Linked DNA regions of Homo sapiens: region 2 is linked to region 1. Evidence: chromatin contacts called from ENCODE Hi-C data. All regions are on one chromosome and are shown on one strand. Each heading gives the region's core, a stretch centred on a gene start or an enhancer-like site at or near the end of the contact. The rest is flanking DNA. Distances are from core to core; before and after follow the strand shown.

What was found. Hi-C counts contacts between places; a loop is a spot of excess contacts on that map. Pooled maps may share reads with other maps.
Region 2: a loop to region 1 is called in a pooled map, with 4 times the contacts of the local background. The contact joins the promoter of ELF1 here to the enhancer-like site in region 1. A Hi-C loop is called at or near these places in 4 of 37 single-sample maps with no recorded cell type and 2 of 50 pooled maps.

What each region holds. Positions count from the first base shown.
Region 1 is chr13:40,444,059-40,446,928 of GRCh38, reverse strand. All of the region lies in intron 6 of LINC00598 (long intergenic non-protein coding RNA 598), which reads left to right. Among named protein-coding and RNA genes, the nearest start is that of LINC00598, 36 kb to the left of the region's middle. RefSeq lists enhancers at 664-1,269, 1,079-1,378. Within about 2 kb of position 1,293, at least 13 of the 41 ENCODE cell types and tissues checked have a DNase peak (open chromatin) inside an H3K27ac peak, as active enhancers do.
Region 2 is chr13:41,017,800-41,020,684 of GRCh38, reverse strand. It overlaps ELF1 (E74 like ETS transcription factor 1), which reads left to right and starts at 1,369. Exons shown (of 9, transcript NM_172373.4): 1 at 1,369-1,457. RefSeq lists an enhancer at 1,375-1,484.

The sequences.
Region 1 (2,870 bases), core at 44-2,543:
ACCACACCCTGCCAGGGTTGGTTTCTTCTAAGGGCTGTGAGGAAGAATCGGTTCCATGCCTCTTTCCCAGCTCCTGGGGATTTGCTGCAATTTTTGGCATTTCTTGGCTTGTAGATCTCTGCCCTCATCTTCACAGGATGTTCTCCCTGTGTTTCCAAATTTCCCTTTTTTATAAGGACACTGGTCATATTGGACTAGGTCCTACCCTAATGATTTCCTCTGTAAAGATCTTATCTCCAAATAAGATCACATTCTGAGGTACTGGGAGATAGTACTCCATCCAGCATATGTTTTTGGCGGGGACACACTTCAACCCATAACGTCACCACTCATGAATGCCCTGGAATGTCTGTGTTACATGTGCTCACAAAAGTTTGTTTGGTTTTTCTCTTCTCTTCCATTATGTAGAATACCCTAAGGTATTTGAATTACCCACTGTTCCTCTTAGATCATTCCCTCCCAGCTGATGGAGGAACTTGGGAAAAGCTGCCAACCAACTCAATATTTTGCCTCCCTTAACTGGGAGATCACATTACTATGGGCAAAGTGCTCTTCATGCAAATCTCCATGGGTTTGAGGAAGAGGTCTGTGAATTCCAAATATTCAAGAGGGCACTGGGCAAGTGGCCCTACCTTTTTTCTTTCTTTCTTTCTTTCTTTCTTTCTTTCTTTCTTTCTTTCTTTCTTTCTTTCTTTCTTTCTTTCTTTCTCTTTTTTTTTTTTTCTGAGACGGAGTTTTGTTCTGTCACCCAGGCTGGAGTGCAGTGGCGTGATCTTGGCTCACTGCAACCTCAGTTTCTGGGTTCAAGTGATTCTCCTGCTTAAGCCTCCCCAGTAGCTGGGATTACAGGCACCCACCACCATGCCCGGCTAATTTTTTATTTTATTTTTAGTAGAGACGGGGTTTCACCATGATGGCCAGGCTGGTCTCAAACTCCTGACCTCAGGTGATCCACCAGCCTTGGCCTCCCAAGTGGCCCTGCCTTTTTAAAATAAAAATATAAATATAGGCTTTATTTCCTCTTTGGAACGCTCTAATCAAAACAAACTGGGCCACGCATGGTCACAATAACAGGTGGCTCGGGAGGTCCCTTGTGGCTTGCTGGCTGCAGACCTGGCCTCGTAGAGCCCGGGAGGGAGTGACATTGGCCCCTCATGCAGCGGGGCAGCCAAGCGTGCCTGCAGCTGGCCGAGGCCAGCTCTTGACTCACAGAATGACTAACAACGGGGAAGCGTAGACAATGGCGAGAACAATGTGGGAGAGTTGTTGCTGGAAGGAAGTGAGACTTGTCAGGGCTTCCCCCCAGCTGCTCACAAGGTAGTGCTTGGTGAAGCATGCCTTTCTCCTCAAAGTCTAAACAGGATCAGTGAAAACGTAACCAGCCCTCATGAGCCTGTAATCTGGGATTACAGGTGTGAGCCACTGCACATGGCCTGCCCCACAGCTTCTATGATGAGCCCCTCACCCCGTTTATACCACTTAAGTCTTCTCCTGGCCAGAGGTGATGCCCACACTGGGCCAGGCTGGGTCCAAGTGTGGAGTCAGGTCATCTTTCCCGGAGGGATTTACACAGAAGAGCAGGGGTCACACCCAGGGACACTGGGATGGGACGTCTGGCCCAGAAGTGGCTTCTGAACTCAATGCCCCGTGGTCTCTGTCACTTGAAGTTCTGCAACTCTAAATCTCTATTTTTATATATTTCATTGATTAAAGGCAAGAAACACTTAACTTTTGTTGAGTTTGAATAGAAGTAACTGCCCTTATATTTAACAGTGAGTAAATGTACAACGTTCCTTTTGAAATGAGGTCTTCTCCATCCCACTCGATTTCCCATATGGGAGTGTTGAAGGAATCTAGAATTCACTGTCTTCACAGTCCCCTTCACCTTGCTCAGAATCTATGTTGAAATTTTTAAAGTCCATTTTCTGTGCTGATTAAACTTTCACATGTTAGCCTTTGAGGCAGATATGGCATTTTGGTAATGTGGTATACAGATTACTGAATAATTACATAAGCTCTGGACAGCCACATTTCCTAACATGCATGTGCCTCTTCTCACGGGGCCCAGGACAATACTTCCAACTAAACAATTCCAAGAAGTTTTATTCAAATAACACTCTCTCTGAAGAATTTCTCCTGTTTAATGGGAGCTAGGGGATATAATTAACTTGAACACTTGATTTGGAATAAGACAGTAGAGATTTTAGAAATTGAGGGATTTGAAATATCAAACTCACTCCTAGGATTTAGACCCAGACAAGAAAAAGCTTAAAAATAAAAACAACATTACAATTATTAAATTTATAGTCCAAATTTAGATATGTGTAATGAATAGTCACTTTTTTTCTTCTTATCTGGAGGCTGAACAATCCCGAGCTGGGATTTTTTTTTTCTTTAATATGAAAGAAAAGAAAAATTAGTGTCTGGGAATGAAGGGTACTTATGACCTTTCTCCAGCCTCCTGGAGTGATGTTTGGGGACCTTTGCTGAAGTAAGTAGAGTTATTCATGTTGAAGACAGCTCGAGAATGAAGCACACAATTACACGGGGAGAAGAGATAAGAGAAAAGAGATCCATTTATTATTAGAGTCAACCTTTAGAGAGTTGTTGTGCTTTTTGAATGAACTTATCAGTGACAAAAAGTTAAAGTGTAGAAGCAGAAGGCATTTATTCAGATGGTATCTTTCACATCGTGAAATAATGTTATAAAACACAGAGGGCTTGGGCCTGGGAATTTCTGAGCCTGTGTCAAGGTTTAATTATTGGATTTTTATCAAAAATCTGCTTTTTTCCTGATGGTTTCAGGCTTCAACTAATGAGAGATTATTTAAACGTGCTCTCACTGAGGGTGCCAAAAGCAAAATTTTCAG
Region 2 (2,885 bases), core at 120-2,619, 570 kb before region 1:
ACATTTGACAGGAGAAAACATGGTCTATATTTCTTTTTAATAAATTTTTAATTAACAGTTTGTAAAACCATGGAGATTATTTTTCAGTAAAAGGATAAACCAAGCAATCTTCAGTGTAAGGAATAAATAGACAGCAGGCAGAAAGTTGGTTCACAATCATTGCTGTTTTGCAGCATTTTGTAAAGTTCCTAAGTCAGTGACAGCTTGTGCTCTCAACTATGCCTCTGGTAAGCCAGAATAAACTCCCAACTAATTAACTAAAGGGAGAAAACCTTGCTAAATCCTATTTACTTTTTGTAAGATACCAGGACGAAGGCTATCTATTGAGTTGCATTTATCATTTCAAGCGCTTTGGAAGTACTTAGTGCTTTCAAGCCATTTTGATTAATTTAAGCTCTTAGAATAAATTAATAAGTATTCACCCAGAGGCCAGAATAAGTAGGTGTAGTAATATTTCAGTGGCTTGGGCACTTTGTCAGATGTATTCTGACTTGGAAGGCAGAGCTTCACTGGCCACAGTTGTCCCCTTAGGTTGGCCTTGCCACAATTGCAGTGGAGCTGTAGCAGGGTGCCTGGCACAAGAGGCTTGAAATACATGTAGAAAATTTTGCTTGAAAGGTAAGTCAAACTGTAGCTATCATTTGGAAGTAGTAGAGTTATGAACTATGATCGTACCAATACTTTTTTAAAAGGGTTTTATCAAGCTTGCAGTTTATTTAAAATCATTTTGCTTTGTTGGACTTTAAATTCCTAACATTGGAGTGTGGGTTTTTAAAAATTCTGTAAACCAGTTTAATTCACACTTATTTTTCCACTGAACTTTGAATTTTCTAGTGGATTTTATCTGTTTAGTGAACTTACAGATCTGCATCTGGCTTTGTAGTTTGCTAGCCTTTCCAGACTACATAGCAATATATCTCTTTCATATGAGGGTTAATGAGTAGCCAGATTACACTCACCAGTCCATTGTTACATTAAGAGCCACAGAGTTTGCTATCTCCCTTCCATCCCCTTTCATACTTTTTTCCTTTCACAGTTTTATTTGATATAGTAAAGCAACTTTTAAAAATTGAGATTTTTATATTTTAAAACAATATATAGTTTTTAATTTTGCTCCCTTGTAGGTTCTTACTCTATTTTATTGTTAGTTTTAAATTATGGCAATTAATATGAGCTTAGTAATGGTCTAATCAAGGTAGATCTTGCTCCTTGCCTCTTCATCCCCACTTTCCTATACCGTTTTTACCTGCAGATTTGCATGTTTGACCTAGCAGAATAATTGGGTCCACAGCAACATGGGCGTGCCTCCCTTAGAAACACTTGGTTTCATGTATGACTCATAAGCTGAAGCACAGACACCACTTCCCCAATCTACAGGAGCCATTTTAACAGCTAAAACTTGTCGGATTGCTTTTTATTTTCAAGCTCAAAAGACGATAGAGAAAGAATACTTGAAGGTAACTTGTTACAATTTTGTATGTTTGCTTCTGGCTTTTTCTTGAGCTGATAAACAGAGGGTGGTTCTTACCTGTTGAAGAACATGGCTGAATGTGTTCTTTAACCCTCTGATAAAATGTGTGTGGTCAGTCACATGCCTGATTGAACTTAATTGCTAGGGGGAAACAAAGCACTGAAATTCTGGAAAGTTTTAGATCTTCTTGCTAAAGCATTTTGTATGTCTTTGTGATTTTTTTTCTATGTAATTTAAGAATAAAAGAGGTTTTTTGTTTGTTTATTTGTTTTTAAGTACCACAAAGCAAACTAAGGTCAAATTTTAATTTAAAAAACCTAATTGTATTTTTTGGGGTAGTTGAAGTTACAGTTAAGTAAACCGTATTATTCCTGTGTGATATAGATGTTAAATATCCAGGGGCAGTGGCTTTGTTTTGGCATTTTAGCTAAGGGTGAAGTTTTGGGACAACTCAGCCATAGGTGTTGCTCATTGACTGTTATTTATTTATTTTTTTCTCCCTCTCTGTTTTTTAAAGTTAATGAAATTATATTAAATGTTTCATTTTGGAAACCCAATGGAAATTTAAATGAATTGTTATTTAGATAATAAGTAAAAATGAATATTAGATTATTTAGATAACAAGTAAAAGTGAATATTAAATAGAGGAAGAAAGACTAGAATGATTCATTTACTATTAGAAAAAAATGAAGTTTTATAATTCACACTGAAAACTTGTTCTGAGTAACAACCTTAGAAGTAAAGCTGTCTTCTAAGGAAACGTAGTTATTTCAATTTTGTGTAAAAAGAAAAAGTGATGAGTATTGGCCTTCCTTTTGTATTACTGTTCTTAAAATTTGCCTGCCTTGAATTAAAAACCTTCTGTAAATGAAAAGATTGCTCAGTCTTTTCCTGAAGTACTTGTCATTGTAGTTATGAGATTTTGGCTGGCAAGTATACATCCTACTGTGCCTTAAAGTTCTAGGTGCTCTGTAAAGATGAGTGCAGTAGTATTTTATTTCTGAAACATATTTATGAAGATAAAATTGGAATATGCAGTGATTCCAAAAAATAAAGTTTTTGGATATAAAACTTGCCAAATCATTTCTTGTTGACCAAAATGATATTTAGCTAGTTCTTTGAGAATTTGCTATGCACTTACTAAGTGCTTGAAGGCCTGTCAGATTAAAGGGAAGAGACAAAGGCAATCAGTTATTATTTCTTACTCTTTTGTAAGGATTGTTGATATTAACAGATCTCAATTTTGCGGTCTTACAAGAAAGACACAGCGGACATTTTACCAATTCAGCTGAGCCATTTGCTATCATCTTTGTTTGCATATTGCTGGTTTAGTCAGCCTTTGAGTAAGCAAAAGCTGTATTTACTTCTAGTCTGGTCTGTGTGAAAAATCTAATGAAGACTTTTCTATTTTTTT